Regions from separate parts of the Homo sapiens genome. Here regions 2, 3, 4 and 5 are each linked to region 1. A link is a loop called in an ENCODE intact Hi-C map of the cell type or tissue named here. Cell type or tissue: heart left ventricle. All regions are shown on one strand.

Evidence for each region. Hi-C counts contacts between places; a loop is a spot of excess contacts. Peaks named below come from ENCODE experiments on the same cell type or tissue, not always from the same donor. Only the 100,000 strongest peaks of a DNase experiment are listed, where the experiment ranks them.
Region 2: it touches region 1 in a loop (2.4-fold over the local background); 12 of 110 quality-filtered maps call a loop at or near these places.
Region 3: it touches region 1 in a loop (2.1-fold over the local background); 4 of 110 quality-filtered maps call a loop at or near these places.
Region 4: a loop joins it to region 1, with 2.0 times the contacts of the local background. A loop is called at or near these places in 6 of 110 quality-filtered maps.
Region 5: it touches region 1 in a loop (2.0-fold over the local background); 5 of 110 quality-filtered maps call a loop at or near these places.

Annotation. Positions count from the first base shown.
Region 1 is chr18:13,518,270-13,523,269 of GRCh38, forward strand. All of the region lies in intron 4 of LDLRAD4 (low density lipoprotein receptor class A domain containing 4), which reads left to right. Among named protein-coding and RNA genes, the nearest start is that of LDLRAD4-AS3, 50 kb to the left of the region's middle. In heart left ventricle, no CTCF peak of the experiment used is centred here; a DNase peak (open chromatin) is centred at 2,217; H3K27ac peaks cover 1,084 bases.
Region 2 is chr18:13,452,090-13,457,089 of GRCh38, forward strand. All of the region lies in intron 4 of LDLRAD4 (low density lipoprotein receptor class A domain containing 4), which reads left to right. Among named protein-coding and RNA genes, the nearest start is that of MIR5190, 5.4 kb to the right of the region's middle. RefSeq lists enhancers at 2,863-3,506, 3,507-4,152. In heart left ventricle, no CTCF peak of the experiment used is centred here; a DNase peak (open chromatin) is centred at 1,883; H3K27ac peaks cover 3,253 bases.
Region 3 is chr18:13,302,614-13,307,613 of GRCh38, forward strand. All of the region lies in intron 2 of LDLRAD4 (low density lipoprotein receptor class A domain containing 4), which reads left to right. Among named protein-coding and RNA genes, the nearest start is that of C18orf15, 66 kb to the left of the region's middle. RefSeq lists enhancers at 995-1,496, 1,497-1,996. In heart left ventricle, no CTCF peak of the experiment used is centred here; no DNase peak of the experiment used is centred here.
Region 4 is chr18:13,435,409-13,440,408 of GRCh38, forward strand. It overlaps LDLRAD4 (low density lipoprotein receptor class A domain containing 4), which reads left to right. Exons shown (of 7, transcript NM_001378100.1): 4 at 2,836-2,976. Among named protein-coding and RNA genes, the nearest start is that of LDLRAD4-AS1, 10 kb to the left of the region's middle. In heart left ventricle, no CTCF peak of the experiment used is centred here; no DNase peak of the experiment used is centred here; H3K27ac peaks cover 1,614 bases.
Region 5 is chr18:13,291,982-13,296,981 of GRCh38, forward strand. The region is part of intron 2 of LDLRAD4 (low density lipoprotein receptor class A domain containing 4); the gene reads left to right. Among named protein-coding and RNA genes, the nearest start is that of C18orf15, 55 kb to the left of the region's middle. RefSeq lists an enhancer at 1-288. In heart left ventricle, no CTCF peak of the experiment used is centred here; no DNase peak of the experiment used is centred here.

The DNA of each region.
Region 1 (5,000 bases):
TCCTGGGTAACTTCCTACAGTCATTAGTTCACTCCTCAGCTGTGTCTCGTGTTACTAGACCCATCCAGTAGGTTTGTGTTTCTTGTATTATATTCTTCATTCCAGAAGCTGTATCTGTTCTTTTCAAATGGGATTGTCATTTTAAAAAGTCGTCTTTCTCCTTATACAAAGTTCCCAATGTCTTCTTTTCTTTTTAAGCTATTAAACATACTTAATTTTACCCACTCTATCTGGTATTTCCCACATCTGAAGTCTTTGCAAGTCTCATTAAACTTCCCGTGTTTATGCTGGATCTCACTCATGGTGCTTTGTTTCTTGTTTGTTTTGTGATTTTCGTTTTTTAAAAGTGAGCTTATAATTCTTAGAAGTACATCTATGGAAACTCTTGGCCTAGGTTGAAGGTGGGTTTCTCCAGGGGGTCCATGAATTTATACCCACCAGATGTCTTGGAAACATCCCCAGCTTTGACTATTTTCTATTACTGGCTTCGGTGTTTTTGACTCACCCAGAGAGTATGATTTTAGTTTATAAACCTCCTTATGGGCAGACTTATGGTTACACATTCTCATGGGTGGAGATAGTTGTTCCCATCCTTTCAAGACTAGTCATTTTCCTTGCAGGCCGCTAGGGTAGGAAGGGTCTCGGGGATGAATTTATTCCTAGTTCACCATTCTACGGAGGATATAATTTTGTGAAGACTCAGCTTTCTTCAGCAGCAGTGTTCGTTGTGGGAGCCCCGCAGTGGAAATGCCCTAGGCTTTGTCTCCCGTCTGCTAGCTGCAAGAGTGCATTAAAATGGAAGCTCAAATTCATTGCTTTGGCAAATACTTTCGAAGTGGAAACCTTGAGTGCTGAATGAACTCTCTAAGTTCCTGCTTTCCTTAGCTCATGGGCTCCAAGTATTGCTTACTTTTTCTTACTGTCATTTTAAAGATTACTTTATCCAGCACTTTAGTTGTTTCCAGCAGACGGTTCCTCTGGGGATCTCACTCACTGTTGCCAGACATGAAACTCACTCACCATCCTTCTAGTTCCAGAAACATGTGGCATCAACCTACGTGGCTCTCCCTGGTGTTCCGGAGGGAGCCGGGGAGCTGGGGTCAGCTCTTTCCCTGTCTGCCTTGGGTTTCCCTTCTTTCATTGATTTCCTCAAGGGGATGCTTACCTTTTCTAAAAAGACTTGACAACTTCCAAAGGTTAGCAGAAATGGGCCAGGCGCAGTGACTCATGCCTGTAATCCTAGCATTTTGGAAGGCCGAGGCGGGCAGATTGCCTAAGCTCAGGAGTTCGAGACCAGCCTGGGCAACATGGTGAAACCCCGGCCCTATTAAAAAAATGCAAAAAAATTATCAGGGTGTGGTGGCATGCACCTGTAGTCTCAGCTACTCGGGAGGCCAAGGCAGGAGAATTGCTTAAACCCAGGAGGTGGAGGTTGCAGTGAGCCGAAGTCACACCACTGCACTTCCAGCCTGGGTGACAGAAGGAGACTGTGTCTCTAAAAAACAAAAAAGTGGAAATGAAATTTTCCACCATACCTCATGTTATCTCAGGTAAATACCCAAAAAGTGCTGGTTTACCAGCTCATATTGATTTTTCATTTTCATGAGCTTCAAATTTTCTGAGGATATTTTATAACTAAGTCCTGTTGCCTCAAGTCTATGCTGTTAAGTACAAAAGCTTAAAGTTTAAAACATACTTGGAATTTGCTACGTAAAATATGCACTAGCTACAGGTGCATTTAGGTAATGAATACACATGAAAAAGAGGGTAGACCTGTGTGTGCCCTTGAGAACAAGGAATTTTCTCAACCATAAGAATCCTCTATAGACCCTATAATTTGCCAGTTCTTTTTTATCACACACTTGTTAGGGGATTGGGCAATGAAATGTTGCTGGTAATTCTTCAGAAGAATTCATGGGGATGAGTCGAATTTTCACCGTTTAGTTGGAGGCAGCTTCCCAAGTCTGCTAAAGCCTGTCTTCAGCTTCCCCTGAAAGTTGGCCCTGTTGGCATCCTCTGATCGAGAGGAGGGAGAACCTTGAATAGTAGCAGTGGGGTATAGAATAACCATCACCCTAGACTCTAGGGTGATTCTTCCTAAATTGTACTTTACATATCTTTAGTGCTCTGTTTGCTGAGATATTAATAGATGTCTCTTGACAAAGGAAGTGACATATTCAGACAGAGCGGGAGGACATCGTGTACACGGCCCAGCTGCCTGGAATGTCCACATAGGAAGTGCTCGGGGCAGCTGTTCTTTAGGATGGGAGACTCAGAGGGAACAACTTAAAAATACCCGCAGGCTGGGAACAGTGTCTCACACCTATCATTCCAGCACTTTGGGAGGCCAAGATGGGAGGGTCTCTTGAGCCCAGGAGTTCAAGACAAGCCTGGGCAACATAGGGAGACCTCGTCTCTACTAAAAATTAAAAAATTAGCTGGGCATGGTGGCAGGTGTCTGTGGTCCTACCTACTCAGGAGGCTGAGGCAGGAGGATCACCTGAGCCTGAGAGTTAGGGGCTGCAGTGAGCCCTGATTGTGCCACTGCACTTCAGCCTGGGCATCAGAGCGAGACTGTCTGAAAAAAAAAAAGCCCTCACATTCACTTGAGATTAAGAAGACAGGACAGGAAAGTCTTTGTCAGAGAATGCAAGGGATGTTGCTGTTGGAGAATACATCCCCACCCTCGGCACCTCTTGGACAGGCCACTGGAATTCGTCTTCCTGAAGACTCGCCATTGGAGGTAGCCTAGTGAATGCCTTGCAGAGTCAGAAAGCCCGTTAGACTTTGCTTAATGAGTCAGTCTCCCTACTGTTGTAGCCTTGGAGTCCTTTTTGTTTTTAGAAAAAGACCCATTAGCAGCTTGCAGAACACATATGTCCCATGAAGGGCAGTTTGGGAGAGGCTGACCCAACCGACTCTTGATCGCTGGCACTCGTGCAGCCTGGCTTTGCAAGCTATGAGGACCTGAACACTTGGGAATTGTTCTGTGTCTTAACCATGAATATTTGTTTGCAAAATTTGGTTGAGAAGATTAATTACCTTCTTGTTAAGCATATTTACATGATTAGACTATTTTGTGATTTGCTACAGGTGTAAAAATCAGCCTGTTGTGGAAGATCTGGAGTCATTAGGAGCTTTTGCACTTGCTCTCATTAGAGATGGGATAGAGCAAAACAAACCAGGAGAGTTGAAAGTATGACAGATTGCCTTATTAATGTCCTCTCTGAGTACCTGTGCTGGATGGATTGCCAGTGGAATAACTTGGGAGGTGGTACAAACCCACAAGATGACAGTCATCCTCTGTCATTGCTCTCTTTTGTGATATGAGTGGCGTGAGGAGGAAGAAGGGAGCAGTTGCTGCATTTGATTTGGAAACTGAAGTTGTCACGGGGTCTGTTCCATGAGCACGTGACGAGGAGTCATCTGAGCTTTCTCTCAGCCATGTTGGTGACCTGCTCTGTTTTGGCATACAAAAATTATCTTAAATATGGGCACTCTTGTAAGATGAGAATGAGATATATGGAAAAATAAGGAAATTATACAAAGAGTAATAGACATTACTGGCACTGTAATTTGAAATCTAGTAGCCGTCTCTGTTTTCTCTAAGGCTGGTGAGTAATCAGCTCCAAGACTTGGTTTTGTCTCCATGGCAAGTGGCTGAACATGCAGTGCCCTGGTCTCCTGTCTGCAGGTGGGCTAAGGACACTAGTGCTTACTTTGCAGGGTTATGGTGAAGTAATTCACGTGAAGCTCTTAGTTAACAAATGCTACTTGTTGAACATGTTTGTTTTTATCATTTTTTTCCCCTAAAGCAGTATTTTGAAAACTGGAAAATATTTCCCATCTGTTTCTTTTGTTTAAGGTGATAAATGCTGTGGCATTCCATTGCCTTGCTTTTTAGCAGTGGCTGGCCAGGCTGACTTCTTGCTCTCTGGACAAGCTGCATAATTCTCTATTAGCCTGTAGCCTTGCTGTTTTCTAGAACCAAAGGACCTCTCCTCCTGCTATCCAGGCAGACCCTTGAAAGTGGAACATTATACATGATTCTAGAAAATCTCCTACAACAGACCTTTTTTTGTTTTTTGTTTTTTTAATATTTGTGTAGCATTGCACTGTACCCTCATCGTATAATGTTGCTTAAGAGCATGCCTTTTACATATCTTTCCCCTGCAGGTCCTTGGAAGGGCTAGTCTGCATATCTCGTATCTGCACTGAGTGGTCCTAAGGGGTTGTTTGTTTGTTTAAACTGCAAATGTGATCTGTTTTCAGAGATGTGACTGACTTGCTGGGCTTCATGTCCTGGAACATGGCACCTGCTTGAAATCCTCAACAGTCTTTGTCCTGTGTCATCCAGGTAGAAGCTTACATGCTACAAAAAAAGGACTAGAATGATATGGCATCAGACACAAAAGCCATATCTGGAATGTTTAGCTCTGTCTTTTTTATCTAAGCCGAATGTGTTTTCTACTCTTTTAAATGAACCTAACACTTAAAAACCCAGCAGTAAATCCTAGGGTGTTTTGGGGCTTGGGGGGGGATTTTAGTCAGAAATTCATTGTCAGCTTTTTGCAAATATTTGATAGTGTTATCTTAAATGTATGTACGAAGTTTGTAAAGGTGCGTTTGATGCATTTACGAGGTGCTGAGAGTGGATGCTCCCACCTGTCATTCCAGCCTCACATCCCCACCTTCCCGGCTCTGTCCTTTAGCCCAGATCCAGCTGCCCAGGAGCAGGAACGCTGTGCCCCCGGCAACATTCTAGATAGCCTGTGCCCGTGGAGGTCCCAGTGTCCACAGCAGTCTCCTCTTGGTGCCCCCACTGTGTGCGAGGCAGACTCTGAGACCATCCCCAAGACCCCCACCCCAAGATGTGCACACCCTGGGTGGTCTCCTTTCCTGGGTGGGGTCAGATGGGTATCCTCACATTAGGGCAAATTCAGTGACCTAGGTGAAGGGATTTGGTAGATGTAATTGACATCCCCGATCAATTCATGAGA
Region 2 (5,000 bases), 66 kb before region 1:
TGCCCCTGAGAGTAGGGACTGGGCCTAGCTAGGAAGGCTGTCAGAGGGGCAGGTCCCCAGTAGCTGTGCCTTTGGGATTATGTAAAAAAGGGTTTGGAGGAATCCACATGAAAGCCACAGCAGGAGATGAATAGGGAGGGAAGTCAGAGTGTGCCCGGCACAGCAGGGTCCCAGTGTGGTGTCCCCAGTTTTGGGGTTCACGGTGGCAGCGGCGGCTCCTGGCCACCCTCCTTGCAGCGCTTGGAGGATGCAGCGGGTGCAGACTGGGTGCCGTGGAGGGGGGCGAGGAGGAGTCTGGGGCTATCTCCTGGCAGAGGGATAGCTCAGCAAAGGTGGTGGGTGCACTAGAGAGAGAGGAGGACCCCTGTGAGCAAGTCTCTGCGAGGGTAGGATCGAGCCTAGAGAGTGGAGATGTGGACGGAAGAACTCCAGTGCACAGGAGGAGACTCTTCTGAAGCTGGAAAGGAGGAAGGCGGGAGTCCTTGCTCCTGGGCAGAGCTGCTGCTATGAGTCAGCCTGGGGCTGGGGAGTTGGAAAAATACCGACATAGGAGGGATCTGCAGTCCTGACAGTCAGCATCTTGGTCATGCTCTGCAGTGTTCAAAAGAGCTTTCTGCGTGTATGAACTTCTCTCCACAATTCCACCAGGTCGCGTGTTTACTAATTGCTAAGTGCTTTACTTGAGTCATCTCATTTAATTGTTAGAACAACCATATGTGATAAGAACTCATCGGACCCCTCCTTAGGATTAAGGAGGTCAGTGGCAATGAGTCCAGCCTCAGCCTGAGGGGTGACCCCCAGCGAGAACCTCCAGGAAGGCCAGAGGCAACGTCCTGGGGCAAGTGAGGGGGACCACGGGGGATGCTACATGGAATGCTGCTTTCCAAGTGCAAATGACCAGGGAGAGAAAGGGCACAGAGATGGGCTTGTGCTCTGCTCAGCATGGGGAGCACCGCAGGGGTGCACATGAGCGAGCGTGAGGTCACGGGATTTGCATCATGTGCAAATGAAATGCAGGAATCACAGGGACAGTCATCGTTTTAAAAGAAGCAGGACCCCGGTATCTTGCCCTTTGAAAACAGATGATGGTGGACTTTGTTTTGCATTGCTCCTGGTGTGCCTGTGGTTGCGTGCACGTGCTCGCGTTTTGGAAATGAGGAGGCCCGTGAACTGGTGTCCTGCTGTGTGTGAACTTGGGGTGTGAGGTTCGAAAGGAGCAGGACCCTTCATGATGTTTTTCTTGGAGGCCCAGCCCTGAAACTTGTTTGTGTCATACATGACAATGGATTTGTGCACTTTTTGTATCACAGGAATGAGTTAAAATCAAGAGTCAGCAGCTCCGCTACTCCGTAGTGACCTTGGTTTATTAACACCTCAAGCCTGGTTTTTCGCAGCTGCCGGCAAGGAAGGCAGGTTTGATCCCTGGAGTCACTTGTGACGCAAAAAAAAAGCATTCTGAAATGGTGACTTGACCTCTGTTATTAACTTTAATGAGATAAATATTAGATGGAACATTTAGCCAAGAGAGGTGTTTCTTTGTAAATAGTGTTATTATTTTCAGGTGTCTGAGAGAGACGTTGATCAGGGCATGCGATGTCTTTGAGCCCCCGCTGAGATGAGAGCCCCAGCTCTGAGCAGTGCCCACCCATCCTCTGCAGGGCGCCCGGTGCTCCACCTGCCCTTCCCTCTGTTGCCCCTCATTACCTCCCAGCCCCGTCCCCAGTACTGCTGTGTAATCTGTTCAGTGGGGACAATAATGACGCAATGTGTGATCCAGAGTCTAGCACCTCGTGGCGCCTTGATGGAAATAGAAAGCTGTGATCACAGCATTAAAATATGCTAACAGGCTGCGGGAGCTAATGGGCGCCGTGTTCACACTGCAGATGTTCATTCCGGCGCTGCCGCCGACTGCGGGGACAGAGCCGGAGGCTGCGCCGTGCACACCCAGCTTCTCATGGTGGTTTTGTTTATTGCCGGGGTGTTCTCCAAAAGGGGCATCCTGCCTCCTTTATAAGGTGTGCTGTCTTTCTGGCTCTGCGATGATATAAGACCCCTTTTTGTCTGACTGTTAGATGCGCAAGCAGACTCAGTGTTCACGTGGAGGGAATGTTAGCAATGATAACAGGGTGCAGTCGTTTGATGAAAATAAATTGGATTTTATCCTGTTTGTGGTTAATGTTTATCTAGTTGGAGTTTCTGAGCACTAGAAAGGGGTTCCAAATGCATTGTCTAAATTTGTGAAAGAATTCCAGTATACCACATTTAAAGGGATGATTTAAGTGCATTATATTAAGTTGTGAATAATATGGAATTTTGAGTGTCTGGCTTGCAGTGCTGTCTTCCATTTGCTTCCTGGGTCGGCCTGGGAAATGACTCCATTCTCTTCATCATCTTTGCCCTTATTACTAGCCAGGCACCTCACTCCTTATTTTCGTGCTCTTACTTTGGGGAAATCCATCGGATGAAACATACACTCAGTGAGTAGACAAGGCAGCCAGAGGCTATCTGCTTACAGGTGGGTGGCTTTGTCCACGCTGAAGGATGCCTGTCTCTGCAGAGAGGGTAGCAGCAGGACATGCCTGGCCCGGGATGGCCATCCACCTGAGCCACAGGTCTGGGCACAGGCACAGATGAGCTGGGAAAGGGGCTGGCCTGGTCCAGAAGGTGCTGGAGGGCAGAGAGGCACTGTGTTGCTGTGACAGTCCCTGATGAATGGGGATGTGTGGGATGTCATGTTGCCTTTGGAGATCAGACCACTCCAAGCCCTCAGCAGCAGCCTTGGTCCTGATGTGTTCATTCATCAGGCATCCCACTTGGCTGCGCACAGTGCTGGATCACCTGCGGCGGGAGCAGGGCATGCGCCCTGGTGGGTGCTCAGTCCGCGTTTGTTGAGTGGATGATCACAACCCTGCAAACATGTCACTGAGCTAGGCAGTCCAAAGGGTGTCCCTCCAAGGGAGGCGAAGCTGGTGGATGCTGGACACCTGTATGTGCAGGAGCTGGGGGCTGGGGAGGGGGCATAGGTGCTGCCTGGGAGAGGCACCAGGTGTCCTGGCACCAGGACCAGGGATGTTCCTCAGGCTGGGCTGGCAGACAGGTCATTTTACCCAGTGGGCACTTAGGCAGGAGGCCTGGGGTTTCCAGGCTTTTTGGGGGCTTATGCAAATATTGCAGACCTGAAAAAAATTCTGCTTCCAAGATAGGCAGCGAAAACTGCCAAATTAAAATGCACACATTTAATTAAATGTTGACAAAACGTGATGGCTTGTCAAATAGTCACCTGCAATTCATTGTCTCAAGTGGGATGTGGTGCTTTTTCCTGGGTTTGATGTGACATCTATGAGGCCCGTAAAGGTCATGAGATGCCCTTGGGTAGCCATGGTGAGAAGAGGCTGGAGGCTGCAGGGGCACCTGCTCCTGCTGAGCAGGTAGAGGAGACACTAGGAGCAGCTCAGCATCCCCCCACAGCCTGGACGGCTCTGAGGGTGGGTCGTCATTCCCTCTGATGAGCTGGGCCGGATCACTTGAGATACAGGCAGAAGGTGGAGAGGGGGCCAAGTCATGTCCTCCCCGTGGCTGGGGCAGAGCTGTGCATCTGGCTTCCTCCTTCCACACAGCCCCAGGGAAGATATCCGGGGGCTTGGCAACCTCCCCTTCAGCTGCATTCAGCCCCACACCGGGTGCCATTTCTGGTGATCTAACATACAATTGAGCAACTCTTGGTGGTGCTAAGATAAATGGATGATAAATTGCAGTTGTATATTTTTAAGATTATGAAGAAAGCAAACATTTAAAATACAAGCCTGTTTATTAGTCTGTTTTACTCAGAGCCCCAGCTTCCGAAGTCTGGTTGCCCTGAATTCCATGTAGAAGTCCTGCCGGGACTTCTGGCAGGAGCGCCCGCCATGTCCCGCGCTGTCTGCATTGTTAGGAAACGTGTCCTTGCTTGGCTCCCAGCATATGGAGGAGAAGTGAATGTGTCACTGCTGTGGCAGGAACACATCTTCCAAGAACTAAGGGACATCTTGTCACGGACTCCTAGGCAGGAAACAGGGCAGAGTTCCAGGTGTCAGGTGCTGTGGTTTGAGGTGTGAATAAATAATTACCAAAATGACTGGCTGTGGTGGGGAACGAGGAGCATGTACACGTTTTGCCTGAAAGTGGGAGCCTGAGTGTTAGCATGGTCCCCCCGCCGTCTGCCTGCCTTCCTGAGCGTGCCACATCTACACGGGGGTGCCCCTTCCTGACCGGGGTGCCCTCTCTCGCCTTCCCTCCTGCTCCCTGTGCACCTTGCCAGGGTTTCCCTGGGCAGCTCTGGTGAAGGGCGTGCGTCACGCTATCCAGGCCCTCTCCACGCCTCAGTGGCCAGTTGCCTTTCCTTTCTTTCTCTTTCTATGATGCTCCTGTATTGCCCCTGGATTCCTCTAACCCACATCATGTTGGATTTTAATTATGTGTTTAATGACTTCTCTCTTACTAGATTATGAGTAAATCCCTCCAAGGGAGGGTCTGTGTTTTGTTTATTTTTGGTCCCTGAATGTCCAGTGCAGGGTCCATGTGCATGCACATATACACACAAATCCATCAGATACACATGTATTCATAATAAGTTTGCTTTTTAAAAGGGTATTTTATATAAATAGAAATGGGAAACTATTATATTTGCAGACATGAACCAATGTATGCTATCAGTGCGGGTTTGAGCCCCAGCTTCAGGCTCAGTAAATCATAGGTCAGCAGAACAATGCCACCCATTTTTCTTGGGATATGTGGTTTTTTCTAGATTCTGTGGCTTACAGTGCTATCCAAAATTCCTTCCACTCCTCCTTCACCTCCTTTCTCAGCTCCCAGGATTTCTGTCTGCCTGGGGAAAACCCTCACCCTGTGTTTTTCCTCTGGTGTGAGAGCAGAGAACAGTCATCCACATAGAAGAACACTTCTGTGGCCTAGTGTGTGGGGCTTCCCCACAGCCCAGCAGTGGACACCTGCTGTAGTGTCAG
Region 3 (5,000 bases), 220 kb before region 1:
TCTGCCCCAAGTGGAAGGGGAATGTATGCCCTGGTGAGAAGGTTCCTGGAGGCCAGAACGCCTTGCTAGCTCTGCAACTACAGAGGGAAAGGAGGAAAACATGCACTGCTGTTACACGCAGTTATGGTACATGCAGTTGTTATGTTTATGCAGTTATGGTACATGCAGTTACTGTTACATGCTGTTATGTTACATGCAGTTGTGTTACATGCAGTCATGTTTATGCAGTTTTGTTATATGGAGTTATGTTACGTGCAGTTATGTTACATGCAGTGCAGTTATGTTACATGCAGTTACTGTTATATGCAGATTTGGAGCCCGACCTGCTGCTGACTGTAAAATGAGAACTTGGCCATGGTCCAAGAGGAAAGCTTTTGGTTCCTGCTTTTTAGAAAGATTTATTGGGGGTAGGCTTTAATGAATAGACAGATTCTTTAGACTTCTCCAGTGGCCTGGGGCTGTCTGCCCTGGGCACTCAGCTGACCTCAGAGCTGCCCACAGGGAAGGCACCGGAGGGCAGGAGTGCACCCCTGCAGGGCACATGCTGGACAGCAGCCATGTGGTGCCTAGACCCCGGCCCAGATGTCTCGTCAGATCCGTTGAGGGGGAAATAGGTTAACTTTGTCTTCTGAAGACAATTTTTTTTCCCTAGAGGCAGGGTCTCACTCTGATGCCCAGGCTGAAGTGCAGTGGTACGATCATAGCTCACTGCAGCCTCAGCTCCTGGGTTCCAGCAATCTTTCCTCCTCAGCCTCCTGAGTAGCTAGGACTACAGGTGCATGCCACCATGCCAGCTAGTTTTTTTTGTCTTTCTTCCTTTCTCTCGCTCTTTCTCTCTCTCTCCCCGTTTCCTTCCCTGCCCTCCTTCTCTCCTTTTCTCCTTCCTTCTTTCCTTTCTTGTAGAGAGGGGCTCTCGTTATGTTGCCTGGGCTGGTCTCAAACTCCTGGGCTCAAGCAGTCCTTTTGCCTTGGCCTCCCAAAGCCCTAGGATTACAGGTGCGAGCTACTGCTCCTGTCCGAGACTTTCCTTTTGATGAAAGAAAAAGGGAGTTATTTTCTACATGAGCTAAATCTTTTAAATGAATCCCCCTCCTCCTCACTCCCCAAGAAAAAGAGAAAGGAAGATGAAAAACCCCCAAAATAGAACAGAACCCTCTTAGGAATGGGAAGCCCATGCATCTTTCTGGGGACCTCTTGTTGAAGGCATTAGCTAGATAAGCACCAGGTTCTCCTAGTAAGAGGGCTAAGGAGATCCTAGCTGCTCCATAAGATGTGATGAAAAGAAGGAATGAGCTTCAGTTGTACAAAGGCCCACGAGTCATCTGCAAACTATGGCCTGAAGTGTTGGTAGACAGTGCAGTTGTCACCAGGAAGTCATTTCTGGAATTTTTCAGGCAAAGCAAGCACCTGGAAGGATTTGAGTAGAGTCCTGCACCGCCAGGGGTGGATCCAGGGTCCTGGGGTCTGGTCCCCCCGGGAGGCAGCCCTGCTGCTGCAGTCCTGGACTCCAGTGCACAGGCTCCCAGGCCAGGACCTGGGCGGCTTCCCGGCTTCCACACTCAGGGCTCATCTTGGTGGATGTTGCACAGGAGTTGGACCTTAGATATTCCTAGAGGTCTCCACCTCTCAGCATCTCTGGCTGAAAGGTGGTTCCTCTGTAGAATGTTGTGACTGTATGGTGTGGGCAGCGTGGGGAAGGGGAGGAGGAGGAGTTAGTTTTTCAAAGAAGATTTCCTGAGCTCACAGTTGGTTGGTACTCACATGTTGAAGAGTGCAGAGATGGGAGATGGCCCTCTTGGTGCTAGTGTCAGGTCTGTATCTCTGTGTTGGGCCTGGCTTGGTCAGAATGGTCTCGTGCAGCAGGGATGACTTCAGGGAGTCCCCAGCATGCTGTCGCAGCACAGGCTGTGGGGCAGGCCACCTGGAAGCTGCTGGGGAGGGCTGGGAAGGTGGTTCTTTCAGACTCCCCTGAGGAATGAGGCCAGGCAGCCACTGCCCTGTATACACCGACACACGCTTCAATCCTTGTCATGGCAACATCAGCCCTTTTGAGTTTAACCTGCTGCAGGTTTGGGCAATGGGCCCCATTTGTTTTGGTTTCAAATTATGATATTCAAGAATAATTTCCATTTTATGAAACTCCTTGTCATGGACACAGACCTGAAGATGGGAGACTGCTAAACCTGGTCCTGCTGTGGGGGTGTAGGAGGGATCCCTAGGGATGGGGACAGGGAAGATGACACAGCAGACGGAAGGAGTGTGAGGAAGGCAGACTCAGCCTGCATGCGTCAGCCTGCTGACGGAGGGCGTGTTTATCATTTCACAGTTGAAAAACTGAAAAACTTAGTTGACTCTTGTACAACATGGGTTGAAACTGTGTGGGCCTACTTGTATACAGATTTTTTTCAATAAATATATTGGAAATTTTTGGAGATTTTCAAATATTTGAATAAACTTGCATATGAATCTCGTAGCCTAGAAATATTGAAAAAAATTAAGACAAAGTTAGGCATGTCATGAATGCATAAAATATATGTAGATACTAGTCTATTTTGTCATTTTTATTACTGTAAAATATATGCGTACCTGTTATAAAAAGTTAAATCTTATCAAAACTTATGCACACACTTACATATATACATGGTACCATTTGCAGTCGAGAAATGTAACGCAAACACAAAGATGTAGTATTAAATCATAACTGCATAAAATTAACTGTAGTCCATTGCTATACTACTGTAATAATTTTGTAGCCACATCTGGTTGCTATTGTGGTCAGCTCAAGTTTTTTCAGTATCCACTTAAGACACTATGTGATCCTTATCATCTCCGCATGAGCAGTTCTTCTCAACAGTAAATTTCATGTCACAGTGAAAAGGAATCTCTTGAGGTTCTTGCATATTTTCACTGTATTTCCTGCAATACCATAAGCCTCGAAGAGCAACATGGGACCCAAACCCATAGGAAGTACCCCTAGTGATGCTGGAAGTGCTCCCAAGAAGCAGAGAAAAGTCATGACATTGCAAGAAGAAGTTGAATTGCTCGATTTGTGCTGTAGATTGAGGTTGGCAGCTGTGGTTACCTTTTGCCATTTCAAGATAAATGAAACCAGCATAAGAACCACTGGAAAAAAGAAAAGGAAATTTGTGAAGCCGTCACTGCAGCTATATGCCAACAGGCACAAAAACTTTGCACTTTTTGCAAAATACCTTTGTATCTTGTATTGAAAATGCAGCTTTTATATGGTAGAAGGATGGCTATTAGAAAGCTCACCTATAGACTCTAATAAGATTTGAGAAAAAGCAAAGTCGTTATATGACAAAGCAAAAGAAATGCAAAGGATCTAAAGATGGAGAATTCAGTGCCAGCAAGGGATGGTTTGATAATTTTAGAAAGAGATTTGGCTTAAAAAAAAGTCAAGATAATAGGAGAAGCAGCAGTTGAGTTCCCAGATACCATTAAGAAAATCATTGAGGAGAAAGAATATCTGCCTCTATAGGTTTATAAATGCAGATGAAAGTGGTCTATTCTGGAAAAAAAAGCTACAAAGGACATTTATTAGTAAGGAAGAGAAGCAGCATGGATAGGCTAACTCTTATCATTTTGTGCAAATGCAGTTGGGTTTATGAACAGGACGGCCCCTGAGCCTTGAAGGAAAAAGGTGAACACCAGCTGCCAGTCTTTTGATTGTAGAACAAGAAGGCCTGGACAGTGAGAACTCTTTTCCTGGATTAGTTCCATCAGTGTTTTGTCCCTGAAGTCAGGAAGTACGTTGCCAGTAAGAGACTGCCTTTTAAACTTCTTTCAATACTGGACAGTGCCCCTGGCCACCCAGAACCCCATGAGTTCAACACTGAAGGCTGAAGACTGAAATGGTCTATTTGCCCTCAAATAAGACATCTCATATCAGCCTCTAGATCAGGGTCTCAAAAGGACCTTTAAGGCTCATTACACACGGCGTTCTATGGAAAGGATAATAACGCTGTGAAGGAGAACCCTGATAGAGAGAAGGTCAGGAAAATCTGAAAGGATTTCACCATTGAAGGTGCCACTGTTGTAACAGAAAAAACTGTGAGAGCTATCAAACCCGAAACAATAAATTCCTGCTGCAGAAAACTCTGTCCAGATGTTGTGCATGACTTCATGGGATTTGCAACAGAGCCAACCAAGGAAATCATGAAAGAGACTGTGGCTATGGCAAAAAAAATAAAAAGGTGCGCCAGGGGAGAGGGGGAAGGAAGGATTTCAAGATATGGATCTTGGAGAAATTCAAGAGCTAGTAGACACCACACCAGAGGAATTAACACAGGACGACTTAATGGAGATAAGTACTTCCAAACCAGGGCCAGGTGATGGGAAAAAAACATAGAAGAAGCAGTGCCAGAAAATAAATTGACATTAGACAGTCTGGCAGAAGGGTTCCAGTTATTCAGACTGCTTTTGACTTCTTTTATGACATGAATCCGTCTATGAAGTGGGCACTGAAACTAAACAAACAGGGGAAGAAGAATTGGTGCTGTTTAGAAACACTTAGATAAATGAAAAAGCAAAAAAGGCAGATGGAAATTGCAGTGTGTTTTGTGAAGTTACACCAAGTGTGCGTGCCTTTCCTGTCCCGGTTCCCACCTCCTTCATCGCTTCTGTCTCTGCCCCGCCTGAGACAGCATGGCCAACCCTGACTCTCCCTCCTCCCCTCAGCGTACTCAATGTGAAGATAACGAGAATGAAGAACTTTATGATGGTTCACTTCCACTTACTGAATACTAAATATATTTTCTCTTTCTTATGATTTTCTTTTTTTAATTAAAAAAAAATTTTTTAAGAGACAGGGTCTTGCAGTGTTGCCCAGGCTGAGTGCAGTGGTGCCATCTTGGCACCCTGCAGCCTTGACCTGTCAGGTTCAAGTGATCCTCCCACCTCAACCTCCCAGGTAGCTGGGACCACAGGGCATGTCACCACTCCTGACTAATTTTTACATTTATTTTGAGGAGAAGGGGGTC
Region 4 (5,000 bases), 83 kb before region 1:
TCACTGCTGAGATTTAGATTTTATAAATTTGATTTTTTTTAATTTTTAATTTTTTAGAGACTGGATCTTGCTCTGTCACCTGGGCTTGGGAGCAGTAGCATGATCATAGCTCACTGCAGCCTGGAACTTCTGGGCACAAACGATCCTCTTGCCTTAGCTTCCTGAGTAGCTGGGAGTACAGGAGTGTGCCACTGCACTTGGCTAATTTTTAAACTTTTTTGTAGAGACAGGGTCTCGCTTTGTTGCCCAGGCTGCTCTAGAACTCCTGGACTCAAATGATCCTCCTGCCTCTGCCTCCCAAGTGTGGAGAGTGTAGGTATGAGTCACTGTACCCAGCTGAATTTGAAATTTAATAGGTTGATGTTGTTTCCGTTATCTAAGAAGTAAGAGCCAAGCACATTAGTAGCACAAGCCTTGTTAGTGTTTCCTGAGTAAGGTTGAGCCTACTTAAGACAACAAGTGATTTGGGGAACTTTGTTATGCATGGGGCCATGCCCATTACAAGTGAGTCTCTCACATTCCTTAAAGTGGATTTGGAAACTGAGGCAGTGCTATGAGATGAGGCAAAATGGAATAAAATGGGAAGAATAATATCTGCTCTAATTATTTCACAGGGTTCTTATGAGGCTCAGATCAAATTATTCATTTATTCAACAAATGTGTGATTCACCGAGTGCCTGTCACAGGCTGGGCGGCCCTCTAGATTATGAAGGAGATAAAGAAGGGAAATGTTTGGCCTTGGAAGGAGCAGCAAATTAGTCACTGCTCATATTTTTAAAATAGTTCATGTCATAAGCTCTTTGAAGAGGGCTAGCTCATTCACTTCCGAGTTTCCATGTCTCAGTACCTAGCACAGAACATAGAAGCGGCTAATATATTGGTTATATGAACGAATGAATGAGCCACAGAATTCATTTCCTTGCAAGCATGTCGTGTCTCCCCCCAACAAGTTAAAATTAGTGAAGTGTGGATGTGGTTTCATTTCTTGGGTAGTTTAATGTTCCACACCAACTTGAATATGGTAGTCTAACCTTGGATCCTTTCAAACCACAGCAATGGTGAACTTTTTAGTTAAGAGTTTGATTCAATTCAGATTAGTATTCCTTTTTCCCAATCACTGTTTTAGCAACACAGGGAGTACCTGTTTTCGGTTAATGCGCTTTTCATGTTTGGTATAAATCCATAGTCCAATATTTCTTTTGGAAAGGAAGATAAATTTTTCCCTTGACATCCCTTTTTTCCATTAAGTTAAAAAAATGTTACTTAGTAAATGTGATTTCAAACAGCTGGGTTTTAATCTTTCCACCTTATGGAAAGAGAGCGTTTGGCTCCAGCAGCACCCCCACCACGTGGCCCAGCCTCACTCTGCACACAGATTTTCTAACCTGGATGGCGCCGCTAGCGAGGCGCTTGTGGGTGTGCATTTGGGCTGTGTTCACATGTTATTCTAAACTAGGTCAGCAGCTCGGCTGGTTTCTTTTTCTATACTCTTTTAGGAGAATGTGAACAAATGGAGGATTATAATACGCTTTTTATACAGGTTCACAAAAATACTTTGAGGACTCTTAAGTTGTGTTTCTTTACAACAGGTGAAGGTTATTGTCTTGCGGGCCACAGTTCGCCGCTGAGAGGCAGGCTGGGCTCTCATGGGGTAGCCCCACACATGGTTAGCATCGCTGGAAGAGGCCTTGGTGTGCCGATGCCCAGCCTTTTATTTGAATGATTGAAAATCTGAGTTGAAAGGACCTTGGACTTGATCCAGGCCTGCCACCCTTATTCCAGACAGACAGAACCAAGGCCTGGAAAAAGGAAGAGGCTGTGACAGTCAGTGGCGGTGAGGAACCCGGGACTCCTCCAGAGACTCTGTCTTCCCGCTGTGTACTGAGTGGGCCGTGCTGTGTGAATCCTGCCAGCTTCTGTGGTTTCCTAGGGCCAAGCCCACACTCAGAATGCAGGATGACAGTCACTGTAAGATGTAATGGACCTTTCTGTGCTCAAGTGTATATAATTGTGTAACTTCCTTTATTCTTCATTGCTTAAATGGATAGTAATGTGTTAAGTGTGCAAATTTATTTTAAAGTCCTACAAAACTGAATTCCATTTTCAAATATTGATTCGTACAGACTTTAGGGAGCCTGTGTTCAGTGTGGCCTATAAGGATTTGGGTATGGGACCTGCCCTATTTTTATAGTTCACCAGCATGGCCCTTTAGCAGAAAGCACACATGATTTTCCCATGTTTTACATTGTAAATTCACTGCTACCCATGCCTGGTATTATGCCTGATTTTTCTTAGGCATGAGAGGAATGAACATCAGAGAGGTGAAATATGTTGTCCAGATTCTCACCACAGGACAGTGGCAAGTGGGAGATAAAATGTCTGAGTGTTCTTTTGTTAAGCCAGCGCTCCTGAGTTCTGATGGCCCCTGCCACGGCTGGCTGCACGGGCTCCCCCATTCTCGGAAGTGTGGAGAACTGCCAAGGATGTTTTCAAACCGAATAATAGAGCCCCACAGCTATGACTTTTGCAGAGCAGGTTGTGGAAAGAAAGAGAGCACCTGTGCTACTGTGTGGGCAGTGCCGTAGAGTGAGGCGTGCAAGGTGGGCCTCGGTGCCCCTGTGGAGTGCAGGAGGGCACCATCCTGTGTGTTTCAGACGAGGAAGGTCCTTACCCAGATGGCCCTTCTCTGAGTTTAGTGTCCTGGGCTCTCCAGATAGTCTGAGCTCCCAAACAATCATGGCATGCAAATGGGGGAAAGAAAAACCAACGACAGTCACAGCTCAAGAGCACCAAGCTTGCATTGACTGCTCCATGCTTTATATTGTACTTTTTCAGAGTGCAAATTCACCTGCACCAGTGGTAAATGCTTGTATCTTGGTTCGCTGGTCTGTAACCAACAGAACGACTGTGGGGACAACAGTGACGAAGAGAACTGTCTCCTGGTGACCGAGCACCCGCCTCCGGGCATCTTCAACTGTAAGTCTCTCCTCCCACCTGGGTGGCACTGTCTGATGTGGTTCTGAAACGGTTAGGAGGTGGGGTCACTGGGACATGGGAAGGAGGTTGTTTTCTGGTTAAGGAAAGAGATTTGCATTTTCACAAAGGAAATGTTTTCTTCTTTTAGGATAGAGGGACAGCATGTTCAAAAGTCAGAAATTTGTTCTGTTCTCTAAAGTGGTCAGCGGAGCTGTTTTGAAATAGGCTTTTGCTGTTTGTCTGAGCAATGCCTGGATTCCAGGAAATCATGTATTGATTTAGTATTCTTCATACCAACATTACTACTTCAGAAGTAATTTTAAATAAGCAAAGAAAGATATGTGGAAGGTACATAATTAATCATGCAACTGAAATATGAAAGTAGAAAAATTTACATGGGATCCTTGAAGGTTCTGATCATGTGTTTTTCTATTAGATACTGGATGGAAACAGCTTGAGTGAGGTTTTGACATGTGTGAATCCCCAAGGCTGAGGCTTTGAGCATTTCTTGAATTTGAAGAAGTGGAGTCAGAGTTTGAAGTTCGTTGGTTTTCGATCTCATGGTTTTTGTGACAAGGAAAGAGAAAGAAGGCAGCTTTGAAAGCCCGCTGAACTTCTCTTAGGAAAAGTGGCTTACTGTTTTCTGTGTTTCTCTGGGCTAAGTGAAGGGGGTTGAGGCTGAGGATCTTTCTGCAGTTGCACACCTTGGGAAGAGCGTTGGCCGGGCCGACCCTCCTCACACGGCCTTCTTACTGAGATCATTTTATGATGCATTGAGCTTCTCTCCCCAGTTTTACTGACATTATTTTGAGGAGTTATATTTGAGACAGATTTTAAAATTTTTGTTATGGAAATTAGACTACATAAATACCAGTGCTGCAAATGTGAAAATGGGAGGGGATTTAAAAAAAGAAACTATTTTCTGTATTCCTACTGTATTTTTATATGGGGGGCAAGTTACGTATGTCCCCAATATAAAAATGACTGTGCTCTAGCAAATTTTAAGCCTGCTATTTATGCTTGCTAAATTCAAGAGTCTTATAGTACAAATAGTTTTTCTCAAGTTTTTCTATTGTATTCCCATTTGCATTTTCTCCTACCAAGCGCTCTTTGAGTCCCATCTCTATACTTTGCAAAGACAGTTCTTGGAGGTTCAGGCTGGGCGCGTGCTTGCCTGGCATTGGGTCCGTGTTTTGTGCGGTAGTCTCTGTGTAATACAGCTTGCCTCTCACCTGGAGTCATCTGGCCTGCAGGCCCCTGCTCCCCCAAGGCCCAGGATGGCCCGGAGGCACTTGCTCTGGGTGTGCTACTTAGTGCATGGAACCAGGGCTGGGTGCAGGAAGAGGGAGGAAGGCTGCAGGTCAGGATGGGGGACTGGGAGCTGGGTGAGCACCTCCCTGAGGATGAGCAGGCAGCAGGCCAGAGGGTCGGGAGCCCTGAGGAACCCTGCTTGTTGGCCTTTCCACATGGATGGAACAATGATGTTTTCATCTCCTGAGCCTCAGTGCCCTCATCTCCACAATGGGGACATAAGAATGGTTATTGGAGTATCACACAGGACAATCCACAGCCAGCACTTAGAGCAGCATATTCCAGGCGCTAAGCACTCAAGATTACCTCAACCCAGGCTTGGGGTCTTAGAAGGAGGTGAGTACAAGCAGCATCTTACTCTGTTTTCTCTGGACTTGACTAACAGCAGACACACCACGGTAAGCTGTGTAGAGAATATCAGGACCTTGTGTGCTGCCTTGACTGGGTTCAGAGTTCTGGAGCCCCGGCCTCTGCTCTGGGGCGCTCCACAGGCCTCTTCTGGTCTGCGGGCTCCTCCTTTACTTCAGGGCCCTTTTGCCGAGGGCTTCCTTGTTTTCAACCCTCCTTCCTACCCTTCCCTCCTCCCTCGCTCCCTTTCTTGTCAGTATTCTTTCCGGTTTTTGAGGCCTATCTCCAGATCGCTTTTCCACTCATTTTTTAAAATGCGAGCACTTTAATTCTGCCTAGAAGCCGAGGGAGCAGTTACATCCATC
Region 5 (5,000 bases), 230 kb before region 1:
AAATTTTCCCTTCTAGGCTACCAAACAGAAGTTGGGTGTTTTTAGTGTAGTCTGTCCACATGCATTTGCTGTGTGCCCTTCAGAGGTGCAGCTGGGGTCAGTGAAGCACTGTGGGATTCAGAAGTTCCCTGGCCTCTAGGAGCTTGCCGGCTGTCTGGCTGTGGGGTGGATGGAGATAATGGTAGAGCATGTCTGCAGGCCAGATTACTCTCCTCATTCACTGGCTTGGGTGCTTCAGTGGCACGTGGCAAACAGCAGCACTGGGTGCACCTTGCTGTGCTCATAGACTGTCTGTGGGTGGGCTGCTGGCACAATGCCTGGGCGTGCCCTGGGCATATTTGTGGCCCTGTGATCTGCGCTCTGTTCCTGTCACTTTCTCCCACTAATTCAGATGGTTATGTGGCTTGAGATGATGGCAGGTCAGGAACATTAGAGTTATAAAATATTTTTGGCATTTAGAAACATTCTAGACATTCTCCCATCCGTAGGCTGTGGGTTAGCCCTTACAATATCCCATGAAATGAAACATCTCCAGTACGTTTTGAGAAAGGAGAGAGGATGCCATTGGGGTGGGCTTTCTCAGGCCCAGTTCTGTCATGGAAATGTTGAAAACCTTTACAAATCATGCCTCTAGGTGCAGAAATTGAAGCATAAGGGAGCCCTAGGAGGGACTGAATACCATGAGGCGTGGAAAGATCTTTCTTGGTTTCTGCTTTCTTCACTTAGCAGCACAGTGTTTTCTGGTTATTGCATGGAGGATTTATTTTGCAATTAATGAGGCAGCAGTAGGTGGCCTTCTACTTTGTGGGAGATCAACACTCCTGATACAAGTTTTTCATTGGCGATCCCGTTACTGAATTGCCTCAATAATTCCAGGGCACAAAGGCCACTGGAGAGAGATCTAGGAGTTTTCCAACCCCGGGGATGCCCGGAAATGAGACGATGACGGAGGCCATGCGGATTCCACGAGTTCAGCGAGGTCTTGGAGAGAATGCCCTGGAGGCAGGCGAGCTTTGGTTCTGGGGCTCGAGCACCACGTCCCAGGAATGCTGTGAACCTTCACTGCTGACATCTTAACTTAAAAGGTGGATGCATGCTGAAAACACAAACTTGAAATCACTGGTTGAGCTCTTGGCTACATTACAGTTTTTGACAGTCTTTGAAGCACTGAAATGTGTAATTTGGTTTTATGTCTTTCCTATGGCCTGTGGTCAATTTTTGGAAAACTCACCCTTTTCTAGACATATTCATTTAGTCCTGGGTGGGGTAAAAGGAGAGGAGACAATATTCCAGGTTGCTGCTGTGACGTTTTGCCACATAGACGACCTGTAGCCAATCTCCTGTGTGAGTGTGTGTGTTTGTGTGCTTTCTCTAAATCAGCAGTATTTGACTGTGATTATTTTATGGCTTCTGTTTCCCCTCTACCACCTCTGAACAGATACCGAAATTATTGAATTAAGGATAGATGCATGGAGCAAACACCTCCTCATGTAGAAGTTATGCAAACCTATGCAAACCCCATACAAATGAGCTGGCCAGGCCAGTGTCTAGTTGGGCAAAAATATCGGAAATATTGTGCACACCAGCCTGTCATTGCTGTCACAGAAGGAGAGCAACAAGGAGAAGGGTTATCTCTGGTGCATTTCTGGATTAAATCATAACTTTAGAATACTTTTCTCTTTTACAAAGTCTGACTGTCTCTCTAAGTAAGACATCTTGGATAAATGTCCCTTTCCCTCTCCGTGTTTCCGCATTGCATGTTAATTTTCAGGTGGCAGTTTTATCTCATTAGTCATTGTCACTTCCACTGATCACCCCTTTGAAGCTACATGTAAACTTTACTTTTAAACTTTCTAAAAATGCGGCTTTCCCCCCTTGCTTTAGGTTCCAGAAAACGCTTTGTTCCTGGCACTGTCCAACCTTAGGGATCACATAGGAGTCAGGCTCACAGGCTTCTGGGGCCAGAGGAGCACTTTAATACCAGGTCAGCAGTCACTCAGTTGTTTCTGAAGTTGGAATGGCAGATTTGTCTCAGTGGTTCTCCTTTTAAACCCTTTTATGCCGGAGGTTGCAATTTTTTGAATTGCAGACGTGTGAAAAATCAGACCTTGGCAATGACCTTGAGCAGTAGGATATAAATAACTCCCACATGCTTAGCGTTCCAATAATGGAACACTGCGCATAAATGGGTTAATTAACCTCCGGTGATTTAAGTTTAACTCTGTAAAGTAAGCTGAGAAGTGTGCATGGGAAGTGCAGTTTCTGTCCGCGATGAAAGGGCTGAAGGTGGTCCAGGTGGCTGCTCTTGGCAGCACCTGAGGGCTGGGGGCACGTCAGACAGACGGCCCAGCCGGTGTGCGGAAGCGTTGACCAAGATAACGGCCCCTTCTCCACAAGGCTTAATCACTCGACCTGAATGCATGGCAAGGCATTTTTGTCATCAAAAGGATGAGGTCTGTGGTGGCTTAAAATGTAGCTGTTATTATAGAAGAGTGAGTTACGTCTTTTCTTTAGAACAGAAAGAGACCAAAGCTATCTCATAGAACTAAAACCCCTCAATGACAAGTGAGGAAGTAGATGTGAGAGGTCACGCGACCTCCTGAGGTCCCAGCCTTCCTAGGCGGTGGAGCTGTAGAGAGGGCTCTTCACTGCTGCCTGGCCCATCTGGGGTGGCCTGCGCTCGGGGACACAGGCGGATGAGGAGGATGTTGTGGAGCCCACTGAAAATGAGAGTCTTAATGGTCACTAGGAAAATTCCGGTTGCAGACTTTTTACATCACACTTGATATTAGGACAGCCTACCTACTTGTTTGAGTGTCACAGCCTGATATGTAAAATAGTAAAAAAAAAAAAAAAAAGTTGTCTTTTTAGCTTGTTTTTTATGTGGAGTAGCTGAGAGACTGTATTCTTGCTGGACAGGAACATGAATTCTGTCTTTAGAAAATGCTTAGGAAAAGGGAGTGTACTGGGGACCGGCTGGTCTGATTTTAGGCATATGCACAAGGACTTTGTAGTATCAAGCGCAATAAAGGTCATGCGTTGGATTCATAGGTAAACCCTTCTTGCCCTGAAAGAAGCAAATTGTGGAATCTCTGTTTCAGGCTGAGGAATTGGACCAACAGCATTCCTAAGGGGGAAGTTGCTTCAGCAAATATGGCAGCAGTAGGGAGACCCCATTTTGGCATCTGGACATTGTAGAAACTCAAGATACTTTCTGTCTTGCTTGGAATTTCCCCTCACACAGGGCTTACCCTCCACACACCAACATGCATATTCTTGCATGACATGCTCACATCCTGGAAAGCTGAGCTGGACCTTGTGGCTGGGATGGCCTCAAAGTTGATTATGTTGTAGGGTTTCTTCTGTAGAAGCATCCGCTGATCAGCTGCATGTGTGGGGTCATACTGTGCCCGAGCCCAGGGAATACCAGTGGCTCCTGTGTGTGGAAGCCTGGCGTGGGTGCAGGGCTTCTTCACCATCTCCCTGCAAAGTCAGCTGCATCGTGCATGTCACCTGGACTTACTAATAACATCAAACATATCTTCCCTATCCAGTGGCTTGTACACAAAGTTAAATCTGTAGAAGAAGCAGAATGTGTTTTAAAGAATCAACTGGCACCTTGAAATGTTAAGCATTGTATACTGACTGAGCTATGATGGTGGTAGTCTGGTGACTCCCAAGGGGGAAAAGTAACTTTGTGTGGTTTTTCAGGGAATACATATTCTTGAATACCTGCAAGAAATAGCATAGCTGCTGTGGCTTAAATATACATGCTCCTATGAGGCTATAAGCCTTCTCTAGTAGAAATAAACCATCATGTATATATTTTGATATGTGTGCTTTTAATGTTTGTACAAAAAGAATTGTATTTGGGGTTTTGTGTGTGAGACTGAGGACTGTGTGCTGAGGAAGGCAGAATTTGTAAAGTTGGAGCTTTGGGACTCCCAAGTACCCTGGAAGATCACTGGCTCCCCTCTCATACTGTGCAAAGAGAAGACCTGAGGCTGCGAGGCGGGGTGCCTTGCCCAGGACCCCACCGGCAGCCCAGGGTGGAGGCAGGAGCAGAACCAGCGCTCTTGCCTCTTCCGTCAAGGGCTCCTGCGCCTGGCGGGCATCTCTCGTGCATCCCTCCAGCGCGGTTTCACGAGTGCTGTGCCCAGAAGCCAGGAGGCATGACCTGTCATGTTAGAGCAGGAACAGAGTGCCGTAGATGACTTCTGCTTCGCAAGAGGCGACCGCCAAATCAGACCGGGCTGTGATTCTTCTGTATAAGCTTGTGAGATGTTTTAGGGTCCTCTGTCAGGATAGGCTGAGGTATATGAATCTGCTAGGGCTGTCCTAACAAAGTACCACAGACCGGGTGACTTAAATGACAGAAATGTATTTTCTGTCAGGTCTGGAGGCTCTAAATCCAAGATCAAGGTGCTGTCAGGGTTGGCTTCTGGTCAGGCCTGTCTTCCGGGCTCAGAGACTGCCACCATGTCCCTGGGTCCTCATGTGGCCTCTTCTCTGGGCACACATGAGGGGTCTTTTCCTTTTCCAGTAAGGACACCAGCCCCGTCAGATTAGGGACCCACCCTAGGACTTCTCTTAACCTTTTTTTTTTTTTTTTAAAGAACTCTTAGGCTCAAGCAATCCTCCTGCCTCAGCCTTTCAAAGTGCTGGGATTACAGGCGTGAGCCACAGAACCTGGCCATAAACAGCCTTTTATTATTTAATTTAAAGCATTTTAAAATAATAAAAACAAGAAAATTTAGCAACAAAGAAAAGAGCAGAAGCCATCCATTCTGCCACTATTTTCACACAACCACATTTTCCTTTGTGTGCATTTCTTTTCAGCCTTTAAAAATTGTTTTAAGACCTGCTTTCCACAAGGTCATGACCACACAGCTGTGTGAGGAGGCCGTGAGCTTTGAGGGCAGGCTGACCAGGGTGGGTTTCTGGAGCCACCATGGACTCGTTATGTGCCCTGGGCAGTCAGTTCACCTGTCTGCACCCAG